Regions from separate parts of the Homo sapiens genome. Here regions 1 and 2 are each linked to region 3. The links are chromatin contacts, found by Hi-C or POLR2A ChIA-PET in ENCODE. All regions are on one chromosome and are shown on one strand. Each heading gives the region's core, a stretch centred on a gene start or an enhancer-like site at or near the end of the contact. The rest is flanking DNA. Distances are from core to core; before and after follow the strand shown. Region 1 holds the start of DOHH (deoxyhypusine hydroxylase). Region 2 overlaps GNG7 (G protein subunit gamma 7). Region 3 holds the start of TLE5 (TLE family member 5, transcriptional modulator).

The links. A loop is a pair of places that touch in the nucleus more often than their neighbours do. ChIA-PET counts read pairs that join two places held with the same protein, here RNA polymerase II (POLR2A). Pooled maps may share reads with other maps.
Region 1: a loop to region 3 is called in a map of CD4-positive, alpha-beta T cell, with 5 times the contacts of the local background. The contact joins the promoter of DOHH here to the promoter of TLE5 in region 3. A Hi-C loop is called at or near these places in 2 of 168 maps with a recorded cell type or tissue (both CD4-positive, alpha-beta T cell), 4 of 37 single-sample maps with no recorded cell type and 10 of 50 pooled maps. POLR2A ChIA-PET finds 5 or more read pairs at or near these places in 1 of 52 experiments (BJ).
Region 2: a map with no recorded cell type shows a loop between it and region 3 (4-fold over the local background). The contact joins the enhancer-like site here to the promoter of TLE5 in region 3. A Hi-C loop is called at or near these places in 1 of 37 single-sample maps with no recorded cell type and 1 of 50 pooled maps. POLR2A ChIA-PET finds 5 or more read pairs at or near these places in 2 of 52 experiments (WTC11 and activated CD4-positive, alpha-beta T cell).

The regions. Positions count from the first base shown.
Region 1 is chr19:3,498,577-3,502,923 of GRCh38, forward strand. It overlaps DOHH (deoxyhypusine hydroxylase), which reads right to left and starts at 2,098. Exons shown (of 5, transcript NM_001145165.2): 1 at 1,985-2,098. LOC105372245 (a long non-coding RNA gene) reads left to right here. Exons shown (of 4, transcript XR_936262.3): 4 at 1,359-2,475. RefSeq lists an enhancer at 2,100-2,209.
Region 2 is chr19:2,551,336-2,555,511 of GRCh38, forward strand. GNG7 (G protein subunit gamma 7) reads right to left here. Exons shown (of 5, transcript NM_052847.3): 3 at 3,814-3,853. Among named protein-coding and RNA genes, the nearest start is that of MIR7850, 77 kb to the right of the region's middle. Within about 2 kb of position 1,701, at least 12 of the 41 ENCODE cell types and tissues checked have a DNase peak (open chromatin) inside an H3K27ac peak, as active enhancers do.
Region 3 is chr19:3,061,245-3,065,692 of GRCh38, forward strand. TLE5 (TLE family member 5, transcriptional modulator) reads right to left here and starts at 1,251. Exons shown (of 7, transcript NM_001130.6): 1 at 930-1,251; 2 at 1-13. The coding sequence starts at 956. RefSeq lists silencers at 65-334, 1,257-1,466.

The DNA of each region.
Region 1 (4,347 bases), core at 848-3,347, 440 kb after region 3:
GTATTTTTAGTAGAGACAGGGTTTCTCCATGTTGGTCAGGCTGGTCTCGAACTCCCAACCTCAGGTGATCCACCCGCCTCAGCCTCCCAAACTGCTGGAATTACAGGCTTGAGCCACCACACCCAGCCAATAACGAAGGAATTCTTAATGTGACCCGTTTAGGATGAAACAAGTTTTACTGGGTGTCTGAAGAACTCCCCAAACCTCCATGATTTAGCAGGAGACAAGATAAGGATGATCACCCCAGCACCTGGACCCACTGGAGATGAGATAAGGGTGATCACCCCAGCACCTGGACCCATTTAGATTAAGTAAATTTACTGAGGTTCCAAAGGAAAGTCTTCAGGATTCAGATCTTAGTTATAGATTAAAAGAAGTTAGTCACTTTAAGTCTTTAGATGGATGCTCAGTTACATGTAGATGGAGAGCTTAGAGGGTATATAAGCTCTGGAAAACTTTGTCATTTTGAGTTGGTCTGGCGATATTTTCCAGGCCTTCTCCCTGTAACCGGTTACAGAAATAAAAACTCTCTTCCTCCCCAGTTAATCTGCATCTCGTTATTGGACCATGAGAAATAGCAGCCCGACCCTCAGTTTGGTCCAGGAACACCCGTGCTCATCCTCTTGCTTTCCTGGGTCTCCAACATCACTTCCTCATGGAAGCCTTCCCTGATCACAATGGACAATGTTACTCTTCCATCTCTTTTCACTTATTCAGCTTTATTTTTCTCCACGGCGCCTAAGACTCCTAGATATCATATTGGAAAGTATTGGTTTAGTTGCTTGTGATTGGTCTTATCCCTCATTAGAATAGAACTCTGAAGGCTGGGACTGAGTCTATCTTGGTCACTGTTGTATTCCCAGCACTTAGTGCAATGACCTGCACGCAGTAGGGCCTCAATAAAAACAATAACCGGCTGGGCGCGGTGGCTCACGCCTGTAATCCCAGCGCTTTGGGAGGCCGAGGTGGACAGACCATCTGAGTTCAGGAGTTCGAGACCAGCTGACCAACATGGTGAAACCCCATCTCTACTAAAAATACAAAAATTAGCTGGGCGTGGTGGTGGGCGCCTGTAATCCCAGCTACTCGGGAGGCTGAGGTAGGAGAATCGCCTGAACTCGAGAGGCGGAGGTTGCAGTGAGCCGAGATCGTGCCATTGCATTCCAGACTGAGCTACAAAGCAAGACCCTGTCTCAAAATAAATAAATAAAATAAAAACGACAACCGTGACAATAGCAGCTGACACTTATGTAGCATTTGCTACGCGCCAGGCACTCCATGCTCTTTACATTCATTAATTCATTCGATCTACATCACTACCCTGTGAGGTAGTTACTAAGATTGTCCCCATTTTACAGGTGAGGAAACTGAGGCACAGTTTGGGACTGTGCTTGGGAACTTGCTTGGGAGCAGCGTGAAGAGTTAGGAATCCAGGAAGTCTGGCTCCAGAGTCGGGCTCTAAACCACCAACGCTTTGTTGAATGACTTAGGATAAAAGAACACAGCCAAGGGGAGAAGGGACCCCTCTCTTTCCAGATCGGCTGAGAACCTGGCGGATGCTTCATCTCAAGACAGGCTGGCTATGGCATGCTGGCAGCCCTCTCTGGTGAACAGTGGCGTCAGCAAGGCTGCCTGGGCTTGACGAGGGCAGTGTAGCCACCTAAGCACAGGTGACCATCAAAGGAGAGTGACACCTTTAAAGAGGGGTCATCAGAAACCAGAGGGCAGGCCTGTGCGAGCTGGCAGGGCACTGGGGACCATTGAGACCCAACCGTACGACATAGGAGCTTCAGGACGTGAGGTGGGCACTCTTTCATGTAAAAAATCCCAGAGGAAAGAGATCGCCGGGACTCGAGACCCCTTAACCCGCCCCATCCACAGTCAACGAATCCCTGAGACCGGATTCCCTAACGAGGCGCTCCCGGTGCCACCGCCCGCCAGACCCGGGCCCCACACCGTGATCGCCGCCTCCGGGACGCCTCACCGAGCTCTGGAGACTCAGGACCCGTCGGCCCGGCCAGTAACCGCAGGCGCCTCTGCCACCACCGCTTCACCTGCCGCGACGCCCGCAGTGCGGTCTGGGGGCCGCCATTTTCTCGCCCACGTGACCGTGCCGGACGGCACCAACGCAGCCGCGGGTGAGACCTAGTGAGAGGCTCCGTGCATGAGGGAGGCCCGGAAGGCTGAGTCGGTGCTGGTGCCACAGCTCATGCAAACGCAGGAACAGTATTCCTAGTGCGTTCTTCGGGGAAGGGGACGGGCAACGTATGCCCTTTCATGGGAAAAAATTCTCTCCAACCTCCCCACTGCGGTACAAGAAGTGAGACTGGTTTGTGCCGATTCAGCGCCCTGCCTGGGCTGGCTAGCAACGGAGCATGCGCAGTGTTTCTAGGCGTGGTCAGACTCCAGAGGTGTTGGCCAATGGGCTCAGGGAGCTCGAACCTTAAGTAGGTGAGGAATAAAAAAAGGAAGAAATGCAGTCGTTCATTCATTCATGTATGTAATAAATAGTACATGGCCTTGAGGACAAGAGAGCCTTCAGCCCTTACCCTCGTACGCCTCCCAGTGTTGTTATAGAGACAGAAAATAACACGATAAGTAAATGCAATACCTATTAGATGGTGAAAAAGGCTAACGAGAAAAAATTCGGTAGCCAAGGGCGGTGTATGTATAGGGTGTGCAGTTTCAGGAAGGGTGGCCAGAATCTGAGGTGGTGACATCTGAAGAAAGACCTGAAAGAGGCCGGGTACGGTGGCTCACACCGGTAATCCCAACACTTTGGGAGGCCGAGGTGGGTGTTATCACTTGAGGTCAGGAGTTCGAGACCAGCCTGGCCAACATGGTGAAACCCCCATCTCTACTAAAAATACAAAAAGGCTTCAGCTTCCCGAGTAGCTGGGATTACAGGCATGCAACACCACACCAGCTAACTTTTTGTATTTTTAGTAGAGACAGGGTTTCACTATGTTGGCCAGGCTGGTCTCAAACTCCTGACCTCAGGTGATCCACCTGCCTTGGCCTCCCAAAGTGCTGGGATTACAGGCGTGAGCTACTGTGCCCTGCTTGCAATCTCTTATTTTTAAAATGTGGGTGACTGCCAGGAGTGGTGGCTCATACCTGTAATCCTGGCACTTTGGGAGGCTGTGGGGTGAGAGGATGATCGATTGAGCCCAAGATTCCAAGACCAGCCTGGGCAATGTGGTAAGCCCCCGTCTCAACAGAAAAAAAATTTTTTTTAATTTGGCTGGGCGCAGTGGCTCAGCCTGTAATCCCAGCTACTTGGGTGGCTGAGGCAGGAGAATCGCTTGAGCCTGGGAGACACAGGTTACAGTGAGTTGAGATCCTGTCACTGCACTCCAGCCTGGGCAACAGAGCAAGACTCCATTTCCAAAAAAAAAAAAAAAAAATCAACTGTGCCTGGTGGCTCATGCCTGTAGGCCCAGCTACTCAGGTGGCTTGATAGCTTGAGTCCAGGAGTTCAAGGATCCAGTGAGCTGTAATCACACCACTGGATTCCAGCCTGGGTGACAGAGCAAGACCCCATCTCAAAAAAAAAAAAAAAATGAGCAATTAATAAAAAAACATGGCTGGGCATTGTAGCTCACGCCTGTAATTCCAGCACTTTGGGAGGCCAAGGCAGGTGGATCACTTGTGGTCAGGAGTTCAAGACCAGCATGGCCAACATGCTGAAACCCCATCTCTACTAAAAATACTAAAATTAGCTTGGCCTAGTGGCGGGTGCCTGTAATTCCAGCTACTCAGGAGTCTGAGGCAGGAGCATCACTTGAACCCAGGAGACGGAAGTTGCAGTGAGCCAAGATCGCGTCACTGCACTCCAGCTTGGGTGACAGAGTGAGACTCCATCTCAAAAAAATAATTAAATAAAAATTAATGAAAAAACATAAAATGCTGTGCATAGCAAAGAAATCCTTTTGGAAGGCCAACTTCTATTTTAAGACAACATTCACAAATACTTATTGAGCAACTACTGTGTGCTGGACAGTGTCCTGAGCACAGAGGATAGTGTCCTGGGCACAGAGGACACAGGACAAAACAGACACAGTGTCTGGCCTCATGGAGCTGACACCCCCACTTTTATTTTTTTGAGACAGAGTCTCGCTCTGTCACCCAGGCTGGAGTGCAATGGGGCGATCTCAGCTCACTGCAAGCTCCGCCTCCTGGGTTCACGCCATTCTCCTGCCTCAGCCTCCCAAGTAGCTGGGACGACAGGTGCCCACCACCAAGCCCAGCTAATTTTTTTGTATTTTTAGTAGAGACGGGGTTTCACCGTGTTAGCCAGGATGGTCTCGATCTCCTGACCTCGTGATCCGCCCGCCTCGGCCTCCC
Region 2 (4,176 bases), core at 451-2,950, 510 kb before region 3:
GCGACCCCTCGGCCATCGGCCAGGTTTTAAATCATCACTGTCTTCGTCGTCATCCTGAGTGTCATTTGTGTGGGGGCCGGGACTAGGGTGAGGCCATGCGGCACTCACCTTGGGGGCAAAATCTAGGGAACGCCAAAAAGCCCTGCCGTGCTGGTAAATTATATTTTCATACAATCTTTTATTATTTATATAAAAATATATTTATATGTATTTATTAATATATATTTATCTATTATCTATAATATATAAATATGCATTTATAAATATATAAACAAATATATATTTATAAATATATAAAAACACATATACATATTTATAAATAAAATATATATTTAAAAAATATATATATATACACACACATATTTTGAGACAGAGTCTCGCTCTGGCCCCCAGGCTGGAGTGCAACGGCACGATCTCAGCTCACTGCAACCTCTGCCTCCCGGGCTCAAGTGAGTTTTCTGCCTCAGCCTCCCAAGTAGCTGGGATTACAGGCATGCGTCACCACGCCCGGCTAATTTTTTTTATTTTCAGTAGAGATGGGGTTTTGCCATGTTGGCCAGTCTGGTCTCGAGCTTCTGACCTCAGGCGATCCACCCACCTTGACCTCCCAAAGTGCTGGGATTACAGGCGTGAGCCACGGCGCCTGACTGCTTGTGTGTTCACAGCTGCCCCCCAACGCTTGCATTCCCGCCTGAGCTCCGCCTCCTGTCCCATCAGCAGTGGCATCAGATTCTCATAGAAGCGTGAACCCAATTGTGAACTGTGCATGTAAGGGATCTTGGTTGCACGCTCCTTATGAGAATCTAATGCCTAATGGCCTCGACTGGCCAACATGATAAAACCCCATCTCTACTAAAAAATACAAAAAATCAGCCGGAAATTGCTTGAACCCAGGAGGCGGAGTTTGCAGTAAGCTAAGATCATGCCACTGCACTCCAGACTGGGCAACAGAGAGAGACTCTGTCTCAAAACAAGCAAACAGAAATAATCTAATGCCTGATGATCTGTCACTGTCTCCCATCACCTCCAGATGGGACCATCTAGTTTTTATTTGTTTGTTTGTTATTGAGACAGAGTCTCGCTCTGTTGCCGAGGCTGGAGTACAATGGTGCGATCTCGGCTCACTACAACCTCCGCCTCCCGGGTTCAAGCGATTCTCCTACCTCAGCCTCCCAAGTAGCTGGGACTACAGGTGCCCACCACCACGCCTGGCTAATTTTTGTATTTTTAGTAGAGATGAGGTTTCATCTTGTTGGTCAGGCTAGTCTCGAACTCCTGACCTCAAGTGATCCACCCGCCTCAGCCTCCCAAAATGCTGGGGTTATAGGCGTGAGCCACCACACCCAGCCCAGGGACCATCTAGTTGCAGGAAACAAGCTCCGGGCTCCCAGTGATCCCACATTATGGTGAGTTGTGGAATTATTTTATTATATATTACAATGTCATAATAACAGAAACAAAGTGCACAAAAAAAGTAATGCGTTTGAATCGTCCCCAAACCATCCTCCCGGCTCCACCCCCCCCACCTCCCCACTGTCTGTGGAAAAACTGTCTTCCACGAATCCACTCCCTGGGGCCAAAAAGGTTGAGGACTGCTGCCTTAAGGAACCAGAAAAGGAAGAACGAAGGCAGCCCCAAGCCAGCAGGAGGAAGGAAATTGTAAAGATCAGAGCAGCGATAAACGAGACAGAGATGAGAAAAACTGGCGAGTCGACGAAACCAAAAGTTGGTTCTTTGAAAAGAGCTAGGTGATTGACAAACCTCTAGCGGGGCTGACCAAAAGCAAAACCAAAAAAAAAAAAAAAAAGAGGAAATAAGATGCAGATAACTACACGCAGAAACGAAAGGAGGACATTACTACCAACTGTATGGAAATAAAAGGCATTATCAGAGAACACGGTAGCATTATGAACCAGTGTGTGACATCCAATTAGGTAATCTACACGAAATGGACAAATTCCTAGAAAAACGCGAATGAAACAGATCAGCGATGGTTTCAGGTTCAGCTCACATCTCTTAGATACTGACATGCCAGCATGGTGCTGAGCATATATATATATACATATATATATGTAATATACATTTTATATGCAATATATATGTTATATATTATATGCAATATATTATGTTATATATTATATACTATATATTATATTTTATATGTACATCTCATTACATATATGTACACATTACATGTAACATCACATTACATATATGTAATATCACATGTAATAAATCATATCACATACACGCACATATTACATGCAATATATCATACTACATACATGCACACGTTACATGTAATATGTTATATTACATACATGCACACGTTACATGTAATATGTTATATTACACACATGTGCACATTACATATAATATATTACATATATGTACATATTACATGCAATATATTACATATATGCACATATTGCATGTAATGTTATATCACACACATGTACGTATCATGTGTAATATATCACATACATGTACATATTATATGTAATATTGCATACATGTACATATTATATGTAACATTGCATACATGTACATATTCTATGTAATATTACATACATGTGCATATTGCATGTAATATATTGTATGTAATATATTATATGTAATATATATTACACATATGTATATATTATATGTAATATATATTACACATATGTATATATTATATGTATATATGTATACACAGTGGCGTGCACCTATAGTCCCAGCTACTCAGGAGGCTGAGGCAAAGGGATTGCTTGAACCCAGGAGTTCAAGATTGCAGTGAGCTATGATATAATAGTATATTATAGCAGTGAACTATAATATATTATATATAATATATAATATATATATTTTTTTCTTTTCTTTAGAGACCTGGTCTCACTCTGTTGCCCAGCGTGGAGTCCCATGGTGCAATCACAATCACAGCTCACAGTAGCCTCCACCTCCTGGGCTCAAGTGATCCTTCTGCCTCAGCCTCCCAAAATGCTAGGATGACAGGCACGTGCCACCACACTGGGTATATTTTTTAAGAGACCGGGTCTCACTCTGTCACCTAGGCTGGAGTACAGTGGTGCAATCATAGCTCACTGCAACCCCGAACTCCTGGGTTCAAGCAATCCTCTTGCCTCAGCCTCCTGAGTAGCTGGGACTACAGGCGCACGCCACTGTGTATACATATATATAGGTATATGTGTGTATAAAATATATATGCTATATATATATATATATTTTTTTTTTTTTGAGACAGAGTCTCACTCTGTTGCCCAGGCTGGTGTACGGTGGCATGATCTTAGCTCACTGCAACCTCCATCTCCCAGGTTCAAGCGATTCTCCTGCCTCAGCTTCCAGAGTAGCTGGGATTACAGGCACCTGCCACCATGCCCTGCTAATTTTTGTACTTTTGGTAGAGACGGGGTTTCGCTGTGTTGGTCAGCCTGGTCTCAAACACCTGACCTCAGGTGACCCACCTGCCTCAGCCTCCCAAAGTGCTGGGATTACAGGCGTGAGCCACTGCACCTGGCTATTTTTATATTTTTGTATCTATATGCTTGTTTAATCTTTGCAACCTTCCTGCAAAACGGAGAACGTCATCTCCACTGCAGACAGTTGACGCGAACCCACCCAAACGGGGCAGAGCTGGTAAAAGGGGATCTGGGATTTGAACTCAGGTTTCCTGGCTCTGAGCCCGGAGCCCTTTTATGGGATGACTCAACCTCCCAAAGTGTCAGGCACACATAAAAGACTGGGGCTTGTTTGTTCCTTTTTCTAAAAAACAAGAGATTCCAACCTCATGAAGTAAGAGAAAATGCCACATACCTTTTTTAGTTTTCCCAGGAATCACAGCTTGCTGTACACCCTGTTTAAAAAAGGAGAGAGAAAGAGAAAAGCATGGTTACATATTTTTTACTTACAAGGAACTCACAGAGCTACCTCCAGCTTTTATCGGAGAACGACGTTGCTGTCCCCAAAAATGAGGCATGGGAATTCGAAAGGGCCGTGCCCTCCGGAGAAAACGGGGGCAGAATCCACTTTATTCTTTACCACCGATCCGTGCGGAGAAGACCTGGATGCTTCTCTTGCTGGACAACAGGGCAAATTATCTTCCAGAAACTTGTGTTATTCCATTTCAGAACAAGGAAGCCCCAACCCCACAGTCAAAGTCCAGTCCATCAGACACAC
Region 3 (4,448 bases), core at 1-2,500:
GGTGCGAGGAGCCCTGTAGGGATGGGGCGGCCCGGGTCAGGCCCAGGCGTGGGCTGGACCCCCCTCAAGGGCCGGCTAGGAGGGAGCGGCCGCGCAGCTGCGGCGCCCCCCCTCCTGCCCCACTTCCTGGGCCCGTGTTTACGGCCCCTGGCGCGACCCCACCCGCGCTTCCTGCCCCCCGCCTCTCCCGGGGGAAGCCGAGCGGGTGGGTGCGCCCGGAGCCGCCCCGTCCCCCGCCACCCCCAGGCAGTGGGGGTGCGTTTTAAGGCCCGCCCTAGATGGGGGGCAGGGTGCGCCCTCTACCGCCCTCCAAAGCGCCGGGAGGGAGTGCACATCCGAGGGGGGTAGAAACGCGCCCTAGGGAGCCCCCTCCCCAAGTTGGGGGGCAGCGATTCCTCCCTGCAAAGTCCTCTTGGGGGAGGGGTCTCTCTCTCGGTGCTCGAAATCTTCCGGGGGGGCCCAACCCCAGATTCCCAGCGCCCTTCCTCGGGGACACGCTCTTCCGGGAGGGGTGCGCCTCGGATCACCCCCCCCACCACAGGCCCCCAAAGGATCCCCGGGCTAGAGGTGCCTCGCGGGGCTTCCGGAGCGCCCCAGGCCCGAGGCCAAGGCCGTCCGAGGCCCTGACTGTCCCGGCGGGTTGGGGGGGGGGGGCGCCAAGCCGGGAGCTGCGGCGGGGGGGCTCGGGGCCCGGAAGCTGGGGTGGATCGGGAACTGGAGGGGGGGTGTCCGGGGGCCGGCGGCAGGAGGGGAGGGGGGTCGCGCCGGGCTGGGAGCTGGAGAGGGAAGACAGGGCCGGGGAGTTGGGGGGGGCGCCGGGCCGGAGGCACCGGGCCTGGGGGTTGGGGGGCGCGGGGCCGGGAGCCGGGGGTCGGGGGCGTAGGGCCCGGATCCGGGGTGGGGGCGCCGGCCGGACGGGCCCCGCTTACCGAATGCCTGCTTTGTGGAAACATCATGTCAATCGCGGCGGGGGGCGCGGGCTGCGCCCCGGCTGTGCGCCCCGGCTCGGGCTGCTGGGGGCGCCGGGCGGCCGCGCCTTTGTCCCGGCGCCGATCGGCAGCTCCCGGGGCCGCCGCCGCCTCCCGCGCCCGGCCTCGCCCGCTTCCTGCGCCCCCTCCCCGCGCGCCCGGCCCCGGCGCGCCCCGGGCCCCGCTTCCTGCGCGCCCGGCGCCCCTCCCCGCCCCTCCCCGCCGCCCGCCTCCCCGCTCCCCGGCCCCACCGCTATTGTCTAATGGCGGCGACGCCGGCAGTGGCCGCGGCTCGGCTGCTGCGGAGGCTTCGGCTCCACCTGCCGCCGCCCGTGCCCCGTGCGCGCCGCCGAGGGGGGGGACGCGCGCGCCCGGGGAGGCCTGCGGATCCCCACGCCGGCCCGCCTCCCCGTGGCCCGCCCGCCGCGGTGACCTTGGGCCCGGCCCGCCCCCGCCCCGGGCAGCGGCCCCCGCCACCCTCTCCTACCCGGCAGCCGGCCGGGCCTCGGTTTCCCCATCTGTCAAAGAAAAGGGACCCGGCTGCCCGCGTCGAAGCCGCCGGCCCTGCTGTGGCACGACCTGGACGCGTGCCACGGACGTGCTCTGTGACCTTGGCTCTGGCTGGGCGGTGGTTCTTGCTGAGCCTTAGTTTCCTTTTCTGCAGAAAGGCAGCGGTAATGCCGCCTTCCTGAGGGAAGCCATTCTTGTGACACATTTATAGAACGCCTACTGTGTGCCAGGCCCCGCTGCTCCAGGGCCCTGGGGTGGGGCGGGGCGGGGGTGGGTCCCTGCCCTGGTGGTGGTGCCTGGAGACAGACAGAGACAAATTCACAAGCTGAATTCCTGGCAGGTCAGATGGTGGGGACAGTTCTGCAGAAAAACCAGCCGGGAGAATGGCAGGGTAGGAAGGTGCAAAGTTAAAGAGGTGGGAGGGAGGATCAGAGACGGCTTCCTCCACCCCTAAAGCGACCTGAAGAAGGAGGGAGAACAGGGGGATGGGGTACAGAGGTAGTCAGAGGCAGGACCAACAGGTGCAAAGGCCCTGGGGCAGGACTGTGCCTGGCAGCAGAGTGCCCGGGGGGAGGTCAGGAAGGCCGGAGGGAGGCAGGGCCGGGGGCTTCGTGCTTTTGTCCAGGGCCCCCCCACCCCACAGCAGGGCTTGTGCTTGGGTTAATATTTACTGCTGCATTTTGAGATTTCTAATCATTTTTGAACAAGGGGCCTTTGAGTTTTCTTTTGCACTGGGCCCTGCTAACTCTGTAGCTGGTGAAGCAGGCCAGTCCAGCAAGGACTTGTGGGTCTTGGGGAGGACTTGGGATTTTGCTCTGAGTGAGGTAGGAGCCCTGGAAGGCTGTGGGAGGAGGAGGGACGGGACCTGGTGGTTGGTTGGTTTGTTTTTTGAGATGGAGTTTCGCTCTTGTTGCCCAGGCTGGAGTACAATGGCACAATCTCAGCTCACCGCATCCTGGGTTCAAGTGATTCCTGCCTCAGCCTCCCGAGTAGCTGGATTACAGGCACGTGCCACCACGCCCCGCTAATTTTGGAGTTTTAGTAGAGACGGGGTTTCTCCATGTTGGTCAGGCTGGTCTTGAACTCCCGACCTCAGATGATCTGCCCGCCTCGGCCTCCCAAAGTGCTGGGATTACAGGCGTGAGCCACCGTGATCAGCTGTTTGTTTGTTTTTGAGATGGAGTCTCACTCTGTTGCCCAGGCTGGAGTGCAGTGATGTGATGTTGGCTGACTGCAGCCTCTGCCACCCGGATTCAAGTGATTCTCCTGCCTCTGCCTCCTGAGTAGCTGGGATTACAGGTGCGCATCACCACGCCTGGCTAATTTTTGTATATTTAGTAGAGACAGGTTTCACCATATTGGCCAGACTGGTCTTGAAATCCTGACATCAGGTGATCCTCCCGCCTCCACCTCCCAGAGTGCAGGGATTACAGGTGTGAGCCACTGCGCCTGGCCCTGGACTTGGGCTTTTGCTCTGAGTGAGGTGGGAATCCTGGAGAGCCGTGGGAAGAGGAGGGATGGGACCTGGTGGCGGTTATTAAAGGATCCCTCTCTCTGCCACGCAGAGAACAGGTCCCAAAGAGGCTACTGAAATAAGGCTATGACATTAAGGTCCCCCTTTGGCAGGTGCGAAACACAGTCTCTTCATCATCGTCATCCACTAGGCAGCCTGCTCCCTTGAATGAATGCAATTGATTTGGGCCTTGGGTGTTCCCATCTGTAAAATAGACTTGGAACCCCAGGCTCCTTACCTTGGCAGGTAAGGGTGATAGCCTTCAGTGATCAAGATTAATAATCTTTAAAGCAGTGTTTTAATATTTTTATTAAAAAAAAATTTTTTTTTTGAGGTGGAGTCTCACTGTGTGGCCCAGGCTGGAGTGCAGTGGTGCCATCTCGGCTCACTGCAAGCTCCACCTCCCGGGTTTATGCCATTCTCCTGCCTCAGCCTCCCGAGTAGCTGGGGCTACAGGCGCCCACCACCACGCCCGGCTAATTTTTTGTATTTTTAGTAGAGACGGAGTTTCACTGTGTTAGCCAGGATGGTCTCGATCTCCTGACCTCGTGATCTGCCTGCCTCGGCCTCCCAAAGTCCTGGGATTACAGGCGCGAGCCACCACACCCGGCCTAAAAAAATTTTTTCAGACACAGTCCTCTGTTGCATAGGCTAGAGTGCAGTGGTGCAATCATAGCTCACTGCAGCCTCCCACTCCTGGGCTCAAGTGATCCTCCGACCTCAGCATCCTGAGTAGCTGGGACTACAGGAGTGCACCACCATGCCCAGCTAATTTTAACATTTTTTGTAAGCCGGGAGCAGTGGCTCATGCCTGTAGTCCCAGCACTTTGGGAAGCCGAGGCCAGTGGATCACAAGCTCAGGAGTTCGAGACCAGCCTGGCCAACATGGTGAAACCTCGTCACTACTACAAATACAAAAATTACCGGGGTGTTTTGGCGGGCGCCTCTAATTCCAGCTACTTGGAGGCTGAGGCAGGAGAATCGCTGGAAGCTGGGAGGTGGTGGTTGCAGTGAGCCAAGATCGCGCCACTGTACTCCAGCCTGGGTGACAGAGTGAGACTCTGTCTCAAAAAAAAAAAAAAAAAAAAGATGAGGCTAGAAAGGATTAGGATTTTGGATTTTTAAGATTACTACTACTTGGTGGCCGGGTGTGGTGGCTCACACCTGTAATCTCAGCGCTTTGGGAGGCCGAGGCAGGCGGATCACCTGAGGTGAGGAGCTTGAGACCAGCCTGACCAACATGGAGAAACTCCGTCTCTACTAAAAATACAAAATTAGCCTGGCATGGTGGCTCACGCCTGTAATCCTAGCCACTTGGGAGGCTGAGGCAGGAGAATTGCTTGAACCTGGGAGGTGGAGGTTGCGGTGAGCCAAGATTGTGCCACTGCACTCCAGCCTGGGCGACAAGAGCGAAACTCTGTCTCAAAAAAAAAAGAAACAAAGAAACAGAGATTAAT